2 separate regions of the Homo sapiens genome follow, and region 1 is linked to region 2. Evidence: read pairs that join two places in POLR2A ChIA-PET (ENCODE). Cell type or tissue: MCF 10A. All regions are shown on one strand. Each heading gives the region's core, and the rest is flanking DNA. Links, peaks and the distances in the headings are about the cores only. Region 1 has its middle 56 kb from the start of PTPN12. Region 2 overlaps PTPN12 (protein tyrosine phosphatase non-receptor type 12).

Region 1 (11,624 bases), core at 1,305-9,304, 110 kb after region 2:
TGGAAGTACTTTTGTTATCAAAAACAATTACAAGAAATTGCCCATTAAAAGGAAATATGAGTAGATCTGTAAGCCTGAACTGTAAGGTTCTCTAGATGGTCTGTTTACTAGATCTCTTGCAGAATAAAAATCATTTGTAATGTGATAGGGTCTTTTTTTGCTTTGGACAGAAATGAATACTTTACTCATGGTATTTCATTTTTAACAACTCCTGGCCTGGCACGGTGGCTCACGCCTGTAATCCCAACACTTTGAGAGGCCGAGGTGGGCAGATCACCTGAGGTCGGGAGTTCGAGACCAGCCTGACCAACATGGAGAAACCGTCTCTACTAAAAATACAAAATTAGCTGGGCATGGTGGCGGGCGCCTGTAATCCCAGCTACTCAGGAGGCTGAGACAGGAGAATCACTTGAACCCAGGAGGCGGAAGTTGCGGTGAGCCTAGGTCGCACCATTGCACTCCAGCCTGGGCAACAAGAGCAAAACTCTGTCTCAAAAAAAAAAAAAAAAAAAAAAGGGCAACTCCTTTGCTTCTCATTCAAAGCAAAGCTCATCCTCCCCTACTATCTTCAGTCATGTCCAGTTAAGTGTACACACTCCACAAAGCTACCTTCTATCAAAGAACTTTTTCCTGTGAGAGAGCCACTTCTTCCAGGATACAGATTCTACAAACTCCCTCTCTCTAAGGAGCTGGTTCCAGTGTTTCTCATCCTTATAATCAGGAAGTTCATCTTTGCGTTTACCATATACAATCCACCACATTTCTCCTGGCTGTGCTTGCTGTGCCACTGGGACAAGCTAGACAAAATTCAGTTACTAGGGAACCTTACCAAACTCTCAAGGGATTGGCTACTGCCATGTGAAGTACCAGGACAAATTGTAATGTGCCCACCATGCCCTTTAAGTGACAGTAATCCCCCTCTGATGCCCAGCTCAGTCTGGCCACTCCTGGAGATTTTAGTACTCCCAATTTATTGTAGCCCTCTTCCTCACATTCCCCAGCAAAACAACTACTATTAGCTATTAAGTGTGGAGAAAAGTGATTATCTAATTAAATATTTTCCATTTAACTATGAATAATTTTAAAAAGACTTTTTTCTCCCCAAGTATTTACTTTTTAGAGTAAGCCCCTATTGATTAAGGAATAAAATGCTTTTTACTGAATAATATTAGTAGTTGGGGCTAATATTGCCTCCTTTCAGCCCTGCTTAGAAATAAGTTTAGAATAAGCACAATCAGAAACGACAAAGGTGCCATTACAACTGATTCCAAAGAAATACAAAAGATCCTCAGAGACTCCTGTGCACATCTCTACACACGTAAACTAGAAAACCTAGAAGAAATGGATAAATTCTTGGAAATGCACAAACTCCCAAGATTGAATCAGGAAGAAATTGAAACCCCAAACAGACCAATATTGAATTCCAATATTGAAACAGTAATAAAAAAATCTACCAATCAAAAAAGCCCAGGACCAGATGGATTCACAGCTGAATTCTCCAGACGTACAAAGAAGGGCTGGTATCAATTCTACTGAAACTATTCCAAAAAATTGAGGAGGAGGGACTCCCTCCTAATACATTCTATGAAGCCAGCACCACCCTGATACCAAACCTGGCAAAGACGCAAGGAAACAAGACAACGACAGGCCAGTATTCCTAATGAATACAGACGCAAAAACCCTCAACAAAATACGAGCAAACCAAATCCAATAGCACATCAAAAAGTTAACTCACCATGATCAAGGAGGCTTCATTCCTGTGATGCAATGTTAGCTCAACATATGCAAATCAATAAATGTGATTCACCACATAAACAGAATTGAAAACAAAAACCGTATAATCATCTCATTAGACTTGGAAAAAGCTTTTGATAAAATCTAACATCGTTTCATGATTAAAAAACCCTCAACAGGCTAGAGGCATCAAAGGAACATACATTAAAGTAATGAGCCATCTCTGAGAAACCCACAGCCAACGTCATGCTAAACAGGCAAAAACTGGAAGCATTCCCCTTGAGAACAAGACAAGGATACCCACTCTCACCGAGAATCCCCACTCTCACCACTCCTATTCAACATAGTACTGGAAATACTAGCCAGAGCAGTCAGGCAAAAGAAAGAAAGAAAGACATTCAGATAGGAAAAGAAAAAGTCAAACTATCTCTCTTTGCAGACGATATGATTCTATACCTAGAAAACTCTAAAGACTCTGCTAAAAGACTCCTGGAACTGGAAAATGGCTTTAGTAAAGTTTCAGGATACAAGATTAAATGTACAAAAATCAGTAGCATTTCTACACAACAATTATGTTAAAAATTAGAGCCAACTCAAGAATACAATCCCATTTACAATATCCACAAAAGAATAAAATACCTGGGAATACGACCAAGGAGATGAAAGATCTCTACAAGGAGAACTACAGAACACTTTTGTAAGAAATCACAGGGCCAGGAGCGATGGCTCACGCCTGTAATCCCAGCACTTTGGGAGGCCAAGGCGGGTGGATCAGCTGAGGTCAGGAGTTTGAAACCATCCTGGCCAACACAGTGAAACCCCGTCTCTACTAAAAAAAATACAAAAAATTAGCCAGACGTGGTGGCATGCGCCTGTAGTCCGAGCTACTCGGGAGGCTGAGGTAGGAGAATAGCTTGAACCGCGGAAGTGGAGGTTGCAGTGAGCCAAGATTGCGCCACTACATCCAGCCTGGGCGACAGAGTGACACTCAGTCAAAAAGAAAAAAAAGGTTGGGTGCAGTGGCTCACGCCTGTAATCCCAGCACTTTGGGAGGCTGAGATGGGTGGATCAAGAGGTCAGGAGATTGAGACCATCCTGGCTAACACGGTGAAACCCCGTCTCTACTAAAAATTAAAAAAAAAATTAGCCGGGCGTGGTGGCGGGCGCCTGTAGTCCCAGCTACTCGGGAGGCTGAGGCAGGAGAATGGCGTGAAACCGGGAGGCGGAGCTTGCCGTGAGCCGAGATCGCGCCACTGCGCTAACAGACTGGGCGACAGAGCGAGACTCCGTCTCAAAAAAAAAAAAAAAAGTAATAATAAAGTGTTTAGCAGATTATATTCATGAAGCCAATAATGTCTATTATTACTATTAGATACTATAGTCCAAATTATCTTTGATTCTATAAATATTTGCATAGCTTCATCTGAAAAGCTTTCTGTTTTATCACAGTTCATGCTAACAGTTCTGAAATGCAGAGTAGAGCAGAAACTCAGTTTTTAAAATTTGTTCTTATAGGTCTGATTATATGTCCTTTGAAGATTTTGGTTGCTTTTCCCGGAATCTCCAATTAATCTGTACCGTATCTACAAGCATTTATTTTTCTTATATTTCTGTAAAATGTGTACATTTTTAAATGTGAAAAGTCAAAGCAGAAACATTGCTATAACTAAGCCCTAACCAATACTGAGAACCAACGAAGGATAACCTCATAATTGGTAAATTTTATATTATTTCTACGTAACACTATTAGACTCATTTTAAAATGTGCTACTTTCCTGACTCTTTTCTTTTTCTTTTTTTCTTTTTTTTTTTTTTTTTTTTTGAGATGGAGTTTCACTGTCTCCCAGGCTGGAGTGCAGTGGCATGATCTCGGCTCACTCTGAGATTCTGGTTCCAGCGGTTCTCCTGCCTCAGCCTCCCGAGTAGCTGGGACTACGGACGCGAGCCACCACGCCCAGCTAATTTTTGTATTTTTAGTAGAGAAGGGGTTTCACTGGCAGGGCATGGTGGCTCACGCCTGTAATTCCGGCACTTTGGGAGGCCAAGGCAGGCAGATCACCTGAGGTCAGGAGTTCGAGACTAGCCTGGCCAACATGGTGAAACCCCGTCTTTACTAAAAATACAAAAAAAAAAAAAAATCAGCTGGGCGTGGTGGTGGGTGCCTGTAATCCCAGCTACTTGGGAGGCATAGGCAGGAGAATCGCTTGAACTCAGGAGGCAGAAGTTGCAGTAAGCTGAGACCACGCCATTGCATTCCAGCCTGGGCGACAAGAATGAAACTCTGTCTCAAAAAAATAAAAAAATTAGCTGGGTGTGATGGCACCTGCATGTAGTTCCAGCTACTTGGGAGGCTGAGGTGGAAGGATTGCTGGAGCCTGGGAGGTTGAGGTTGCAGTGAGCTGTGATCATGCCACTGCACTCCAGCCTGTGCAACAGAGCAAGAGACCCTGTCTCAAAAAGACAAAAAAGGATAAAAGGAGGTCTTGAATGTTTCACTTTTACCCTCTTTATTAGGAATGTGAAATTTTTTACATGTAATAATTAAAATATGCTATTCTTTCAAACAACATACAAATGGTACTGTTACTTGTTGCATCATTTCTATGTTTTCAACTTTGTGTGCATGCATTCATTTTAAGTTATGATTTTGGATTCTGTTTTTATTTTTAAAAAACCAATAAATTTTCTTTATGAAACTATCAAAAAGCAAGTGCTAATTTATTTAATATATTGTCCAGTTGAGAAATGGTCACAGGATCCAAGAGGCCATGTGTCATGAAATCAGATAAATCATTCCTATGTTGTGGAGGCTGAACTGCTTTTGTAAGTACCTGGGAGGTCTGGCCGGATTTCCGGGTTGAATTATAACAATCTTTTATGTCATGGGATGCCTTGCCCAGGTTGTGCAATGTAACCATGAGAACCAAGCAAACCTGTTGCTCAACTAATTCAATTCTGTTTCTTCTATATCCAAATCAGGTTATTTCCATACAAACACGGTTTAATAGAATATTTACCACCTGACAAGGATTGTAAAAATTTCTGTGGACTTAGTGATAAAAAAAAAAAAAAAAAACCTAGATTGAAAATATGTTGTGAACCAGCTAGGGCTCAGAGGACTTTATGGTCTTGATAAAATTCAGGTTCAGCCAGGAACAGGTGACATCAGATGCAACTGTTCTTTACATGTGGCTCTCTCTATCTCCTTTCTACCCACCTGGGCTACCCACAAACTTCTTCCTCATCCTAAGACTATGCTGCAGGTGTGGTAGGTGCGGCACATACCACTGATACAATGCCGGAAGAGACACTTTTACTTCCTATTAAGGCCAAAGGCCAGGTTGGTCATTTGATTAGGAGTGAATGGGGTTGTTCTTGATCTAGGGCAGAAGGTGGGAGTGAAAGAGGAGTATATGAATGGTCCTGACAAGACAGCATATTAAATGTTATTTTGAACTCTATCAAATTTCTATAGTTTTAACACAATGACTGATAGTCATCTATTTCCTCTGAAGTAGATGATTTATTTATTTATTTTTTTGAGTTAGAGTTTTGCTCTTTGTTGCCCAGGCTGGAGTGCAGTGGTGCAATCTCGGCTCACTGCAACCTCCGCCTCTGCGGTTCAAGAGATTCTCCTGTCTCAGCCTCCCAAGCAGCTGGGATTACAGATGCCCGCTACCATGCTTGGCTACTTTCTGTATTTTTAGTAGAGACGGGGTTTCACCATGTTGACCAGGCTGGTCTTGAACTCCTGACCTCAGGTGATCCACCCGCCTCAGCCTCCCAAAGCGCTGGGATTACAGGCGTGAGCCACCACGCTCGGCCAGATGATTTATTTTTATGCTTTGTGTTCTGCCTTCTAAATCTATTTTGAGAAAAATGTAAATCAACTAAGTTTGAACTCAATTTCAATTTGTACTTAATTCAATAACTTTCCTTTTTTTTTTTTTTTTTTTGAGATGGAGTTTTGCTTTTGTCACCCAGGCTGGAGTGCAATGGCATGATCTTGGCTCACTACAACCTGCAACTCCCGGGTTCAAGCGATTCTCCTGTCTCAGCCTCCCAAGTAGTTGGGATTACAGGTGCCCACCACCATGCCTGGCTAATTTTTGTGTTTTTAGTAGAGACGGGGTTAAGCTATGTTGTCGAGCCTGGTCTCAAACTCCTGACCTCGTGATCCGCCTGCCTCGGCTTCCCAAAGTGCTGGGATTACAGGTGTGAGCCATCGCGCCTGGCCTTAATTCACTAACTTTTCAAACATTAATCCCTTAAAGAAAAATAGAATAAGTCTAATCTCAAAAAAATGGATTTGGAAAATGTATTTTTAAAAAGAGAGGGAAAGGGCCAGGTGCGGTGGCTTGTGCTTGTAATCCCAGCACTTTGGGAGGCCGAGGCAGGCAGATCACGAAGTCAGGAGTTCTAGATCAGCCTGGCCAAGATGGTGAAACCCCGTCTCTACTGAAAATACAAAAATTATCTGGGCATGGTGGCAGGTGCCTGTAATCCCAGCTACTTGGGAGGCTGAGGCAGAGAATTGCTTGAACCCGGGAGGTGGAGGTTGCAGTGAGCCAAGATCACGCCACTACACTACAGCCTGGGCAACAGAGCTAGACTCCATCTCGGAAAAAAAAAAAAAAAAAAGAAAGAGAGGGAATGAAATTGCCAACATATCTTTGGGCAATTCTGTGCTGTAATTTTCCACTGTGAAGATCTGAAACTTCTAGGGATTCTGTTGAAATACTGCTCTTGCATAAGGTTTTTCTTCTTTGCTTTGTTCTATAATGTTTAGAGCCCACAACTGCTTTGTTATATTATGAGGATATTTCAAGATCTAACCCATATAAAGATATGCAGATTATTAATCATATCTATGTAATAAATGATTACTGAAGCCCCACTATGTGCCAGTCACTGTCTATATGCCAAAGATACAAAAATGAAACTCCCAGTCTTATTGGGGGAATATATACAAATCTGAATAATATGAAACAGTCACAGAGATGTTAAAAGAGACATTTACAAAGTACAACTGGGCCAGAAAATGGAACAACTTATTGCGCCAGAGAGTCAAATAATGTGATAATATTTGATCAAGATCTTAAAGGATGACTAGAGATTCATCCAGTGGGTCCACCCAGCCGGAGTAGGCATTCCAATCACAGGGAACATTGTTTGCAAAAGGAAGGAGACCTGAAATGCAAGATAAATCCAGAAAGTGGCCTGGAATCATTGGAATTTAGGGTACAAAGATTAAGCATAACTCCCTCTTGCCAGTTGGCTGGTTCTCTCAGCTGCCTCTCACATTCTCCTCTTAGGATCCTCTCCTGCCTCAGCTCCTGATGCAATAGAGCTCCTCTTTCTCTAGCCTTGCATCTCTGGTCATCCAGTAGGTAATTTGAGCTAGTTTACAAGCATCAGACTCCTTTCATGAAATGGACACACCTTGTGCCTCTGTGTATATTACTCTCTAACAAAACCAGTCTGATTACTCCAACCGCTCATTAGGGTTTATTCCTAAAGACTTTTCAGCTATTTTCAAGTCCAGTCTACCCTTGAAGAGTGAAGATTTGTCACCATTCGGGATACTTAATATATTGCTAGTCCTGAAAGTAATCCTGAGAGGTATCCAAAAATGTTTTGGGAAATTATAGCCTTTTAAGATGATTCTTTGAAGAGAATCTTCCTTTGGATATGCAAGCTCCAGTGTATTTTAAAATAGTCACATATTGTTAATGTTTTAGGTATGATAATGATGTTGTGGTTATGTTTTTTAGAAAGTCACTTTTTGGAGATATATACTAAAATAATAAGGATAAAAATGATGATGTGAGATTTGCTTTAACATAATCCAGTAAGGGGAGGAGAGGGCAATGCGGGGAGTACAGATGAAATAATACTAGACATATATAGATAGACTTTCCAGCATATAGCTAGAAATGCTGGATACAATATAACAAACAAAAATGTATACACAGCTGAATTTGGAAAAAAAAGAAAGAAAAAATCCCCAGTGTCCGAAGTAAATTAAGGATCTAAAGCTAGAGTAGTTTCATTGTACTAGCATATTTTTGCATATGTTTGAAATGTTTAAGAACAAAATGTTTAAAAACAAAATGTTTTAAAAAAATCACCTAGGCTTTGGGAGGCTGGCGGATCACGAGGTCAGGAGATCAAGACCATCCTGGCTAACACGGTGAAACCCCGTCTCTACTAAAAATACAAAAAATTAGCCGGGCATGATGGCGGGCGCCTGTAGTCCCAGCTACTCGGGAGGCTGAGGCAGGAGAATGCCGTGAACCCGGGAGGCGGAGCTTGCAGTGAGCCGAGATCACGCCACTGCACTCCATCCTGGGCAACAGAGCAAGACTCTGTCTTAAAAAAAAAAAAAAAAAAAAAAATCACCTAGGCTGGGTGCAGTGGCTCACGCATGTAATCCCAACACTTTGGGAGGTCTAGGTGGAAGAATCGCTTGAGCCCAGAAGTTCGAGATCAGCTTGGGCAACATAGTGGGACGCCCAAATTAGCTGGGCATGGTGGCACATGACTGTAGTCCCTGCTACTCAGGAGACCGAGGCCAGAGGATTGCTTGAGCTCAGGAGATTGAGGCTGCAGTGAACTGCGATCATGCCACTGCACTCTAGCCTGGACAACAAAGCAAGACCCCGTCTCTAAAAAACAAAACAAAACACAATAATCAGTTTATTATCCACTCCATAGGTTAGGAGAATTTGAATGTTTATAAAGACCTTATACCTTTCCTGTAAAAAAATTTTAACATATATTTATATGTAGATAAATAATATTTTAGTAATTCTAAAGGTAAGTAGACAAACATATACTACAAATCTAATAAGTTCATGTTTGCCAGAAATCTTTTACCCCTAAGCGTTTGTCACTTCTTATTTCAGCCTGTTACTGTTTTTTATTTTATAGCACAACTATACTACGAACACTAGTGAATAAATACTATCAAACGTGGCTGGGCGCAGTGGCTCACACCTGTAATCCCAGCACTTTGGGAGGCTGAGGCAGGTGGATCACCTGGGGTCAGGAGTTCGAGACCAGCCTGTCCAACCTGGTGAAACTCCGTCTTTACTAAAATACAAAATTTAGCTGGGCATGCTGGTGCATGCCTGTAATCCCAGCTACTCTGGAGGCTGAGGCAGGAGAATTGCTTGAACCCGGGAGGCCGAGGTTGCAGTGAGCTGAGATCATGCCACTGCATTCCAGCCTGGGTGACAGAGCGAGACTCCATCCACCTGCCCCCCCAAAAAAACCAAACCAATAAATACTAACAAATGTAAATGTAGAGATGTTTTTCTCTCTGTTACAATGTGTCACTTTATGTTGATTTATCTTCTTTATAGCACCCCAACACCACCTGTTAAAAAATTTTTTTTTTAAAGAACTCCAGGCATTCTTGGACAGTAAAGAGCTTGCTAAAATCAGGTTCCTCCTTAATTCAAATTGTTTAGCCTGTAAAGTAGCTTATATAGTGTGATGTCTTTAGCCCTTCTTTAGTATATAAAATGTTTTGTTACAAGAATGGTAAGGCGACTTGGCAGGTCCTCTTTGTCCCCAGGAGAGCACACAGACTCAAGGGCATAGGGTGAGCTCACCTTTGGACCTCAGAGATCCCTTGGAGATGAATAACTACCATAGGCAAAGTTGTGCTTCTGTTTAAATTGACACTGAATTCATACATACGCACTTTGTAGTGGTTCTCCTTGCCCGAAATCCAGCTTAATTAACACACTCTAGTTGTTAATTTTTTCGTTTTATAAACCACCTCTGCAAATTTCAACTTTTACATTTTCCAGTATACTCCCCCTTTAGGTGAATGTTTCCTGAAGTAGAACCTAAGGACCATCTGCATCTGAATCAGTTGGAGTGCTTGTTAAAAATGTAGATTCCTTGAGATCCTGACATTTGCAACAACACGGATGGAACTGGAGGTCATTATGTTAAGTGAAATAAGCCAGGCACAGAAAGACAAACTTCGCATGGTCTCATTCAATTGTGGGAGCTTAAAATTAAAATAATTGAACTCATGGAGATAGAGAGCAGAATGATGGTTACCAGAGGCTGAGAAGGGTAGGGGGGGCCACAGAGGTTGGGGAAATGGAGATGGTTAATGGCTACAAAAATATAGTTAGAATGAATAATATCTGCTACTTGATAGTACAACAGGGTGACCAGAGTCAACAATAATTTAATGTACTTTTAAAAATAACTAAAAGAGTGTAATAGGAATGATTGTAACACAAAGAAAGAATAAGGCTTAAAGTGATGGATACCTCATTTACCCTATTGGTTATTACCAGTAGGTAATAACCTTTATCCTCCTCCCACCCTCCCACCTTTTATAGTCTCCAATGTCTATTATTCCACTCCATATGTCCATGTGTACCCAGTGTTTAGCTCACACTTATAACTGAGAACATGAGTATTTAAATTTCTGAGTTATTTCACTTAGGATAATTGCTTCCAATTCCATCCATGTTTGCTGTCACATTAATAAATGCATAACAAATTCTTTTGCAATTAGATGGTTTCCTAGTTTGCTATTAATAAGCGATTTATAGATCTTTGTAGGAACGTCTGCAATTGAGTCATCACCTGATAGATAATTAAAAAATAATTTTTGATACCAGATTGCCCCAAGATTTTTGACATGATTCTGACAGAGTGCAAAGAATTGAGAGCACTGTTTCTATTCCTACCTACTTATTTATGCAAACAAATTTTCCCAGCATTTACATTAATAATAAAACAGAAAAAGGTGGGGGGAATGAAACAGATTGAACCATGTCTCAATATAGTAAGTAATTTTTATCTAAGATACCTGACTTAATTTTAGCAAAACCAGCCAGGCTCCACCCAGCTAGTTAAGAGATAGATTTAAATAAAAATTTACTTTTTCTGTTTAATAATTACTTATCAACAGTTGTAATATATTCATGTTGTTTTTGTCAATAATATTATAATAATAATTGAGATGATATCTCAATCCAGGATAATTCTTAAACATAGCTTCATGGTCACAGGAAATAATTTCAACATATATACTTTTATTGTGATAATTAAGATAATTGATAAAAAGACTTTTAGGAATAAAAATATCATACTAGGATACAATTTTTTGGTGGAAGCAGAATAGAAATATGAGTTCAAGGAGGAAAAGGAAAAATACAAAATTTCTGATTATTAAAGAACAGCTTGTTCATGTATTTTTTAAAAAGGGATGATGTGGTATTTAGATTATATTAGATATATTTTTAAAGTGCTATAATATTTTTATTTTAAAATGACAATATTTACAGAACATTGGAAGTTACATCCTTTGCAACTATTTTAACATGGGATGAAGAATTTTAGATGTCAGCTTAAAAATGTGCAAGAGGACACAAGCTTTACAAAATTCTTTTAGAAGTGTTTGCAAGTAAAAAGTTGGAAGATCATGTTTTAGGAAACCCAGTCCAGAGATTGGTGTGTAGAATGGACTAGAATGGGGAAGAATGGGGATAAATTGGGCAAGGTACCAGTTAGGAGACAATTGATTTTTTCCAGACTTAAGGAATTTCAACTGTATTAAGTTCATCAGCATGGAAATGAAGAGAAACAGACTAAAAGCAAACACTACTAGGAAAGAAGAATTATTAGTGTCCATCCCTGCTTCATTTCATTTTAGGTTTTAAATACCATCAAAACTGAGTTTCCTGTTTTCTGCCTGTAGACTCTGCCCTGACCTAATCTTGAACTTCTTTCCTTCCTTGCTTCCTTCTTTCCTTCTTCACCCCCACAACACTCCAACTATTCATCAGACATTCTGTGAACTACTGGGGCCCCTAAAATGGTAAACAATAGGTCCCTGGCTTCTGATAACTTTC
Region 2 (11,624 bases), core at 1,377-9,376:
GGTTCATACCACATTATAATTTAATTATTCATCAGTATAGCATGCCAATTTTCTGAAAAAAGTGTTTACAAAAATGGATACTTACACAAGAAATTTTAAATGGTGCAAACGTTATGGGGTCTTCTCCATACAAAGGCCAATAGCGCTCACATTTTTTCTGTCATCCAAAAAAAAAAATTAGTAAGTAATTCATGTAAGTTTTTCTTAAACTGTTATAAATATTTTGTGTCCTGAGGTTCTGCTTACTTCTACTTCCCCAAAACAGAAAAACCCACATTAGCAGGCATGGAGCTGAGAGAGCTTAGATTTACCCAGTTGTTTTAAAAAATAGGCTACTGTGTCTTCTCCAAGAATAGTCATAAGAACCTTACTGACTTAAGTGCATAACTGTTCATTGCTATCTGCCAGGTCTACAGAGTAGACCAAAGATCCTCCTCTAGACAAGAAAAACTAATTTTAAAAAAGTGTCTGGTACAAGGAGGTATTTGGTATAAAGGTTGCTAGGTAAGTTGTATTGCTTGTAACATGACAATCTCTACAAATATCTGGCTGAATTCTCATTAAATGTAAAATATGTGATGAAGTGGAAAGAATATTCTACTTGGAATCAGAAGAATTTTGCAAGTACTAATTCTACTCCTTTATTGACCTTTAGTTTCTTTATCTGTAAAAATAGGAATAATAATCCTTATCTTACAGAGTTGTTGCATGTTTGTTAAATAACAGTGTATTTCAAATGTACCACAGATGGTAAAAGCCCTACACAAACATGATGTATTAACTATTCAATTTTATTAGAGATTACAGAAAGTGTAGTCAAATAATTTCTCCTCTTACCTTCCTATTTTAAACAGGTATAGAAAAAGAATGATAAATTTTCATCAGTTTCTAATATCAAGCACCTCATCATTTTAGAAAATCAGTTAAGTGAATGAAAAGCCTAACTTTATGGAAAATAGAATGATTCAGGTATTAAGAAATGATGCAATTTGTATCAAGGCCCAATAAAATCAAAGTCTCTAAGTGACCATCTAGCTTAAATAAACCTTTTAAGCAGTGGGAAATGCATTGGTTAATGAATTCCTAATTAAATCTTCACAGTTCCAAATACAGTAAATGGAGTTATTACCTATAGGCTGAATGAACTATAAGTTGACAGTAATGCTCACAGAGAAACAAAGTAGAACTGTCTGGTATGTTGGGTTAGCTAACATTTTAGAGGCTTAAAAACACAGGTAACTTCCAAATCTCATTTTCCAAGAGATGTTTACAGAAAATGATTAAATTAAATTCTCTCTTTTTTTAGATAGGGTCTCACTTTGTCACCCAGGCTGGAGTGTGCAGTGGTGCAATCACGGCTCACTGCAGCCTCTACCTTCTGGGCTCAAGTGATCTTCCCACCTCAGCCTCCTGAGTAGCTGGGACCACAGGCGTGTGCCACCACAACCGGCTAATTTTTTTTTTTTTTAATAGATGGAGGCCGGGCGTGGTGGCTCATGCCTATAATCCCAGCACTTTGGAAGGCCAACGTGGGTGGATGACTTAAGGCAAGGAGTTCAAGACCAGACTGGCCAACATGGCAAAACCTTGTCTCTACTCAAAAATACAAAAAAATTAGCCAGGCATGGTGGCACATGCCTTTAATCCCAGCTACTCAGGAGGCTGAGACATGAGAATCGTTTGAACCTGGGAGATGCAGGTTGCAAAGAGCTGAGATTGTGCCACTGCACTCAAGCCTGGGCGACAGAGCGAGACTGTCTCTCCCCACAAAAAAAAAAAAAAGATTTAAAAAAAATAGAGATGGGGTCTTGCCATGTTGCCAAAGCTGGTCTCAAACTCCTGGGCTCAAGCAATTCTCCCACCCTAGCCTCCCAAGTAGCTGGGATTACAGGTGTGAGCCACTATACTTACACTTGGACCTTAAATTATTTTTGAGAGTTTAAAAAACATTTTTTTAATCTTTTACCTGACAAAACTTTAATACTTTGAAACAGATAGAAAACAAGTTGTAAGAGATTAATTTAGTTAAGAATAGAAAGCGGTGTGACTAACAATGCCCCTCATTCAGATGAGCAGTAATAAGATTATATTGGTACTTATATTCCTGGTATAAAACTAATAATGATATCAAAAACTATGTGTTAAATATCATACATACATAATCTCTAACACTGCAAGGTGGGTATTATTTCCTTTCAAATGTGAGGAAACTGAAGCTCAGAGTGAACTGTACTGCACCATGGTCAAAATGCTTGTAAAAGGTAGGTTTGTCTGATTTAATTATCTATGCTTTTTCCACCAGGTCACATTCAAAGTCAAGATCAAAGTCAAGGTTATCAGATAATTTCATAGTTCCTAACTTGCTCATAATCTATTACTAATAAGACACAGTGAATCACAAAAACCTTTCGCTTCAAAAAATTATGTACTCAATGCTACTTGATTTTTCATCAATAACTTGATACATACTATGAGCTTACTAATATAATGAAAAGAGAAATACATCCTAAACCTTAACAGTAACTTAAAACATTAGGAGAATGACATTTAAATTCTCTTAGACAATTGATTAATAATATTAATGTATATATTGACAACCCTTAAATAGATAACTTGATTACTTAATAATTTCTCAGTTTTTATATTTTCTCATTTTATTCACTTTCTGTCCAACATTACTTAATACTGACATAGGAAATAGTTGGGAGTAATGGAATAAATTAAGGCTTCCCAATTATTTATGTAATATAACTGAAAGATGTATCTTTTGCAATATATTGCTTACTGAAAAAATTAACATATTTACAAACTAAAGATAATTTTAAATATATTAACTACATTAGTATTAAAAAACTTCAAATAAAATCACTATGTAATTTGTAAGTTTGATTTGTATGCCATATTTATAGAAGACCACACTTTATAAGTTTTATTTAAATATGAATTATCTGTAAATATATCATTACCTCCTACAGTGAGGACAGAATATGATGCTGTAGGATACCAGAATAGCTTTGAAATAAATTTTACTTCGACATAGCATAAAAATACCAATGTTAGAAAATCAGGGTAAGAAATTATCTTCTCTCAGTTTTGAAGATAGGAAACAAACAAAACATACTGTGGTATTAACAAACAGACTAATCAAGATATTCAGGCCTGGTGCGGTGGATTACATGGGATTATATGCCTGTAATCCCAGCACTTTGGGAGACAAAGGCGGTCGGATCACCTGAGGTCAGGAGTTCGAGACCAGCCTGGCCAACACAGTGAAACCCCATCTCTACTAAAAATACAAAAATGAGCTGAGCCATGGTGGTAGGCGCCTGTAGTCCCAGCTACTCGGGAGGCTGAGACAGGAAATATACCTGAACCCGGGAGATGGAGGTTGCAGTGAGCCGAGATCGCGCCACTGCACTCCAGCCTGACTGACACAGCAGGATTCTGTCTCACAGTCTCAAAACAAACAAACAAACAAAAATTCAAACCATATATTAATGATAACCAGATTTTTAAAATGTATTTCCACTTGTTCAATTTTATTCCTATTTAAAAATACCTCTCTATTTCAGTCCATAGATAGCATTCTAGTTACAACACCACTGAATATTTGAAGTTTACTAAGTAACAATACCTAATTAATTATTGTTAAGTACAGGCATACCTCATTTTACTGTGTTTCTCAGACACTGCATATTTTACAAATTGAAGTTTTGTGGCAACCCTGCACCAAGCAAGTATATCGGTATCATTTTTTCAACAGCATATGCTCACTTCAGGTCTGTGTCACATTTTGGAAACTCTTGCAGTATTCCAAACTTTTTCATTATGATGATATCTGTTATTGTAATCTGATCAGTGATGTTTGAAGTTACTACTCTGTTTTGGGGTGCTACAAACTGCTCCCATATAAAATGGCAAACTTAATCAACAGATGTTGTGAGCATTCTCACTGTTCCATTGACAAGTTTTTGTACAGTCTCTCTTCCTCTCCTTGGGCTTTCCTATTTCCTGAGACACAATATTGAAATTAGACTAACTAATAACCCTACAATGGCCTCAAAGTATTCAAGTGAAAAGGGTCACAAACTTTTCACTTTAAATAAAAAAGCTAAAAATGATTAAGCTTAGTAAAGAAGGCATGTTGAAAACTGAGATAGGCAGAAAGGTAGGCCTCTTGTACTAATCAGCCAAGTTTAGAACAAAAAGGAAAAGTTTTTGGAGGACATTAAAAGAGCTACTCCAGGAAACACACAAAAATTAAGTAGGTCAAACAGCCTTATTGCTTACATGGAGAAAGTTTTAGTGGTCTAGATAGAAGATCAAACCAGCTGCAACATTTCTACAAGCCAAAGCCTAATCCAGAGCAAGGCACTAACTCCCTTCATTTCTATAAAGTGTGAGGAAGCTGCAGAAGGAAAGTTAGAAGCTAGCAAAGGCTGGTTCACGAAGTTTAAGGAAAGAAGCTGTCCCCATAACATAAAAGTGCGAGATGAAGCACCAAATTCTGATTTAGAGGCTGCAGCAAGTTATCCAAAGATCTAAGCTAAGAGCACTGATGAAACAAGCTATACTAAATGACATATTTTCAGTATGGATGAAACATCCTTATATTGGAAGAAGATGCCATCTAGGATTTTCAGAACTAGAGAAAAGAAGTCAACGTCTAGCTTCAAAGCTTCAAAGGACATGCTGACTCTCTTGTTAGGGGTTAATGCAGCTGGTGACATTAAGTTGAAGCCAATGCTCATTTACCATTCTGAAAATCCTAAGGGCTCTAAAAATCATGCCAAATGTACTCTGTCTGTCCTCTATAAATGGAGTAAGGCCTGGATGTCAGCACATCTGTTTACAGCATGTTTTTGTTTTTTCAACCCCACCCCCAGCCCATCCCTATTGCATGGTTTAATGAATATTTTAAGCTCACTACTGGGGACTACTGGTTGGAAAAAAAAATTCCTTTCAAAATATTTCCGTTTACAACGCACCTGGTCACCCAAAAGCTCTGATGGACATGTACAAGGAGATTAATATGTTTTCATGCCTGCTAATACAACATCCATTCTGCAGCCCATGGATCAAGGAGTAATTTTGAGTTTCAAGTCTTATTATTTAAGAAACATATTTTGTAAAGCTAAAGCTGCCATAAATCATGATTACTCTGATGGGTCTAGGGAAAGTGAACTGAAAACCTTCTGGAAAGGATTCAGCATTCTAGATGCAATTAATTACATTCATGATTCGTGGGAGGAGGTCGAAATATCAAGATTAACACGAGTTTGGAAAAAGTTAATTCCAACCCTCGTGATAACTTTGAGAGGTTCAAGACTTCAGTAGAGGAAGTAACTGCAAATGTGGTGGAAACAACAAAGAGAATCAGAAGTGGAGCTTGAAGATGGAAATGAATTGCCACAATCTCATGATAAAACCTGGAATGGATGAGGAGTTGCTTCTTACGGATAAGAAAATAAAGTGGTTTCTTGAGATGGAATCTACTTTCTTGAGATGGAATATACTTTTGGTGAAGATGCTGTGAGCACTTGAAATGACAACAAAGGATTTAGGACATTAAATCAACTTAGTTGATAAAGCAGTGGAAGGGTTTGAAAGGACTGACTCCAATTTGCCAAGTAGTTCTACTGTGGGTAGAACAGCAACTGCTGTTGCTATCAAACAGCATGGCATGCTACAGAGCAATCTTTCATGAAAGGAAGAGACAATCAATGTGGCAAACTTCACTGTTTCTTATTTTATGTTTTTATAGGTGGAGTCTCCCTCTGCCCAGGCTGGAGTACAGTAGCATAATCATAGCTCACCGCAGCCTCAACCTTCTGGGCTCAAGTGATCCTCCCACCTCCACCTCCCAAAGTGCTGGGATTCAAATGTGAACTACCGTTCCTGGTCCTGTCTTGTATTTTATCAAAAATTGCCACAGCTACCCCAACCTTTAGCAAATACCAACTTGATCAGTCGGCAGCCATCAACGTCAACAAAACCCTTTACCAGCATAAAGATTACAACTAGCTGAAGGCTCAGATGATCATTAACATTTTTTAGCAATAAATTATTTTTAAATTAAGGCATGGAAGGCCAGGCGCAGTGGCTCACGTCTATAATCCTAGCACTTTGGGAGGCCGAGGTGGGCAGAACACCTGAGGTCAGGAGTTCGAAACCAGCCTGGCCAACATGGTGAAACCCCATCTTTACTAAAACTACAAAAATTAGCCAGTTGTGGTGGCACATGCCTATAATCCCAGCTACTCAGAAGGCTAAGGCAGGAGAGTCGCTTGAACCTGGGAGGCGGAGGTTGCAGTGAGCCAAGATTGTACCACTGCACTCCAGCCTGGGCAACAGAGCGAGACTCTGTCTAGAAAAAATAAAAAAATAAAATAAGGCATGAAGTGTTTTATAGGTATAATGCTACTGAACATTTAACAGACTATAATACAGTATAAATATGACTTTTATATGCACTAAGAAAACAAAAAATTTGTTTGAATTGCGCTATTGTGGTGGTCTGGAACTGAACCTATAATATCTCTGAGGTATGCCTGTGTGTGATAAAACATACTTACAAAATATAAAAGAAAACAACATGCTTGAGAGATTATTTTGTCCCTTGTATGAAATAAAAGCAACAGCAGTACCCCAAAATAAAAGAAGTATCTACATTAACCGCTTATGTTAAGACTATAATAATAAAAGACTAAGAATATTTATCCGTAAAAATGAAATAGTAAGAGGAATAGATTATACATACCCTTCCCATCTCAAATTCTCGGCAGGCCATTACAATGATCTAAAAAGTGATGGTGGGGAGTGAGATAAAGAACGTATCAGTTAAACACAATTTTACTTTTTAATAAAATACAGATTTCAAGAATTTTGCACCGAGAAGTATAATTGGCTTGCCTAAAAAAGTAGTTTCAATATTAAATGTGTAAGTTAAAGAAATTATCAAAATTAGACTTTCCAAACAAGGGCTAACTATACAGCAACAAATTAAATTGGTTCCAATTAACATGATGTTTTTGGTTTGAATTAAATCATGTAAATCTTACAGATTTACTTTGTGACTTCTGAAATTATATTAAAATATCACTTTTAGGATATTTACCTAATTATAAATAGCACTATTAATTAAAAATATATTTATAATTATTTAAATATTGAATGCGTTTAACACCATTTTAAAAGTTGATCACACCTGCTTTTTCCCATTTTATAATGTAAACTTTCCAACACACAGCATAGTTGAGAATTTTACAGTAAACATTGTATAGCCATCACCTATATTCTATCATTAACATTTCACCATGTTTTATCACATAGCTATCCCTCTATCAATCCATCTTATTTTAAAAATGCATTTCAAAGTAAGTTGTGAACATCAGTACACTCTCCCCAAAATACTTCAGCATGCATATTATTATCTAGAACACAATAAATTTTTTTTTTTTTTTTTGAGACGGAGTCTCGCTCTGTCGCCCAGGCTGGAGTGCAGTGGCGCTATCTCAGCTCACTGCAAGCGCTGCCTCCCGGGTTCACGCCATTCTCCTGCCTTAGCCTGCTGAGTAGCTGGGACTACAGGCGCCCGCCACCACGTCCAGCTAATTTTTTGTATTTTTAGTAGAGACAGGGTTTCACCGTGTTAGCCAGGATGGTCTCGATCTCCTGACCTCGTGATCTGCCCACCTCGGCCTCCCAAAGTGCTGGGATTACAGGCATGAGCCACCCCACGCGGCCAATCTAGAACATAATTTTTATATTGTTTCCAGTATTTTTCCCTTGAGGCAAATTTTACATATAATGAAATGCACAAATCCTAAAGTGAACATTCTCCGAGTTTGGACAAATACACACATCTGTGCAACACAAATCTTATCAAGATACAGGATGTTCCCATCATCCAGAAAGTTTCTTCATGCTCTTTCTCAATCCCCAAGCACATCTAGTTTTTAAAGTGAAGTACAGCAAATATAAATAACTGGAAAATTTCCCCCCTTTTATTAATCTTTCAAAGACCAGAGCATGTCAATGCTTTAGAATCATTACAATTCCATTAAAAAGCCGTAAGACAAAAATGAAAGTTTCACATTACTGATTTTCCACATCCACACAATGAAAAGTATCAATGCACATGGTTAGGTTTCAAGAATACTACAGAGCAGTATAGGGTAGCTCTTCGCAGTATTCTAATTTCTCTGCTTCTAAATCTAAGGGCATATTATTTCCCTTCATCCAAAAGAACAAGAGGGCACTGAATGAACTCCAGGGATAGATGAAATTCTCTTATACTGCATATTTATAGTCTATTTATAGTTATGTGTTTATATATATTTTCCTGAGAAGAGGGACTCAAATGAGTATAACTGTACTATCAAGTATTTTACTGACCTATTAGAGCACTAATCCTTTTCTGCTTTTTATAAGTTGTTTGATAGCTGTATCATTACTTACTGACTTAGGACAAGATTTAAATTATTATCACACCTTCTTAAAATATTTAGCCTAGTTTGTAAAAATTTAATGAGACATCCTAAAAATGGGTCCATCTTTTTAGTAAACATCAGCAATAAGTAAACATAATTATGGATTTTTTAAAAATCCCCTCATTCCTTATTCAGTAAAATAGCCTATGTTATTACATAAGTATTTCTCAAAATTTATTGTGAAAAGTAAATTACTTACCACAACATTATACTCCCATATCATCCTCCAAAAATCTATTACTGTATTTGCTAAAGGTCCTTGAGTTGCTACATATGCTTTTGGCCCATAGACGCCCTAAAAATGGTTAAAAGCAAATTTCACATTTATTTTGATTACCAAAAATATTTCATTACCCAAAATATAAGGTTTCAAATTGTATTAGTAATATTGTTGTTTTAACTTAAACCATTTCCAAATAATGTGTCTTTCATAGTATATTAAAGCATGGCAAAATATATTCAATTCACTTAAGCTTTTGATGACTGCTATTACTTTGTGTTTACTGGATATGGTGCACAGAATAGGTATTTAAGAACCGCCTTATGCTAATTAAAAATTATTACTTATCTAGGCATTAATAACAAAAGCCCTAATACCTACTCAACAAAGCTAACTGGCAGAAATACAGAGCATGCTCTGATTCTAAAACAATACTAAAACTAGTGAAGAGCTCTTTCTTAGTTTCTTCCATAGCTACCTTCCATTATCTATTCAACTCAAAAGTTTATCAAGCATCTACTATACAGGTTTTTAATAATGAACATGAGAATATAAACCAAACAATGTCACTGACTAAAATACTAAACTGGTACATAACTGACTCATACAATGAATCAGTGTCATTAAGCATAAGTAAAAACTATAACTTTTAACAAACAGCCTTAAAAAAAGAATATGAACATTGACAACATCTGAAATAGCAAACTATCAATTTATTAGTTTTTATTTAATGTATTCATTTTGGTTTTTAACTTTGTTAAAAAAAGAAATTTTTATTTAAAACCATGACTGCTGAATATTGACATAGATAATAATTTTACCACATAAACTTTTTTTTTTTTTTTTGAGACGGAGTCTTGCTCTGTCACCCAGACTGGAGTGCATTGGCACGATCTCGGCTTACTGCAACTTCCACCTCCTGGGTTCAGGCGATTCTCCTGCCTCAGTCTCCCGAGAAGCTGGTATTACAGGCATGCACCACCATGACCGGCTAATTTTTGTATTTTTAGTAGAGACTGGGTTTCCCCATGTTGGCCAGGCTGGTCTCGAACTCCTGATCTCAGGTGATCCACCCGCCTAGGTCTCCCAAAGTGCTGGGATTACGGACATGAGCCACCGTGCCCGGCCTGGCATAAACTTTTATCAGTTAACATTTTTATCAACAAAAACATGAAAATATGTATAAACACCATATATAAAATAAATGAAAATTATACTATCATATCACTTGAAAGATTAAAAATCACAGATTAGCTGATGGAAAAAAAGCCTTTTATTTAAACTGAATCAAGTAGCACTTTGCATCTATCTCTACTGCTACCATAAAGAACTTGACGCTGGGCGCAGTGGCTCACGCCTATAATCCTAGCACTTTGGGAGGCAGAGGCGGGTGGATCACAGGTCAGGAGATCGAGACCAAGGCAGGAGAATGGCGTGAACCCGGGAAGCAGAGCTTGCAGTGAGCCGAGATAGCGCCACTGCACTCCAGACTGGGAGACAGAGCGAGACTCCGTCTCAAAAAAAAAAAAAAAAAAAAAAAAAAAAGAACTTGACTGCTTTTCATCAAAGGGTATCCAAACAAAGGTTATAAAAGAGACTATTTAATCTTGGATTTTGGGTTGCCACCTGAAACAGTGACAACTGCCAAAAGTTTTACATTTAAAGCTATGTTCTAGAATTTTAAATCAGTATTATCCAGTAATCCCACCCCTAGTAATTTATCCTAAGAAATTATTCAAAACAACAAAGATGTTTACTGCAATATTATCATTTTAAAAATTTGGAAACAACCTATATGGGTCAACAACGGGGATTGATGATGTTCATTTGTGTCCAAAGGGATAACTGAGAAAATAATTTAGTAATAGGTAAGACTTCCATGGGAAAGAAGAAATAAAAAAGAAAATGTTATCTCTGCTATCACAAAACTAAGTAGAAACTATTTATCTATATGAATAAGAAGGCTAGAAGGAAAGCATATAAAAACATTGTGCCAGGGCAGTGGCTTTATTTTTATTTCTTTTGCTGTTGGTATCATGTTTGAGCAATTCAAAAAGTTTTTACAAAACTAGTATGTAGAAAGACATTAATATGGCAGAGAAACACCATTTAAAGTTAGTACATACCTTTATAAAATTTGCATTGATATAGTCTGAATCTTGTGAAGGAGTCTTTAATGTCAATTTAACTCGGCTGTGATCAACTACGAGAAAAAAATTCATAAAATATGTATGGTTGACACACAGGTATTTTCTAATGAAGCGTAAGTAAGGTTAAATAGACAGCTTAAGAACATTTATTTTAAAAAACAATGGATGAAAATGGACTCTAGGTACCAGCAGGGTAATTTCTAACATTAAACTGAAAGGAAATGAAATAAATTTTCAGACAACCACCACCTGGCAGGCACCTGTAATCCCAGCTACTCGGGAGGCTGTGGCAGGAGAACCACTTGAAACTGGCTGGGAGGCAGAGGTTGCAGTGAGCCAAGATTGCGCCACTGCACTCTAGCCTGGGCGACAGAGTGAAGATTCTGTCTTAAAACAAAACAACAACAGCAAAAAAACAAAACAAAACAAAACAAAACAAAAAAACACCACCACCAGTGACGTAAAGCAGTGTATTAAAGTTGCAATAAGAATCATCTCTGGAACTCTTTTAAAATTCAAATTCCAGGACATTATCTCTGATTTACTAGAGCAGAGTCTAGGGTTTCAGCCTCTGCAGCTTTTAACAAACATACCAAGTGGCTGATGAATACTAACCAGTGATACACAAGCCCATATGCTAAAATTCTTATTTAAAAAATGTAACTTTCATATTTCACAAGAAACTATAAAAAGCAAATTATAACAAATTAATGAATTGAGATTATATATAAAAAGTGTTCAACACTGCTCTTGGCTAATAAT

What was found. ChIA-PET counts read pairs that join two places held together with the same protein. Peaks named below come from ENCODE experiments on the same cell type or tissue, not always from the same donor. Only the 100,000 strongest peaks of a DNase experiment are listed, where the experiment ranks them.
Region 1: POLR2A ChIA-PET joins it to region 2 with 8 read pairs; 6 of 35 experiments call an interaction of 5 or more read pairs at or near these places.

What each region holds. Positions count from the first base shown.
Region 1 is chr7:77,475,145-77,486,768 of GRCh38, reverse strand. No RefSeq gene overlaps it. Among named protein-coding and RNA genes, the nearest start is that of PTPN12, 56 kb to the left of the region's middle. RefSeq lists a silencer at 7,231-7,431. In MCF 10A, for the core only: no CTCF peak of the experiment used is centred there; a DNase peak (open chromatin) is centred at 4,608.
Region 2 is chr7:77,580,718-77,592,341 of GRCh38, reverse strand. PTPN12 (protein tyrosine phosphatase non-receptor type 12) reads right to left here. Exons shown (of 18, transcript NM_002835.4): 3 at 10,839-10,915; 4 at 8,692-8,787; 5 at 6,761-6,799; 6 at 86-157. Among named protein-coding and RNA genes, the nearest start is that of PTPN12, 49 kb to the right of the region's middle. In MCF 10A, for the core only: no CTCF peak of the experiment used is centred there; no DNase peak of the experiment used is centred there.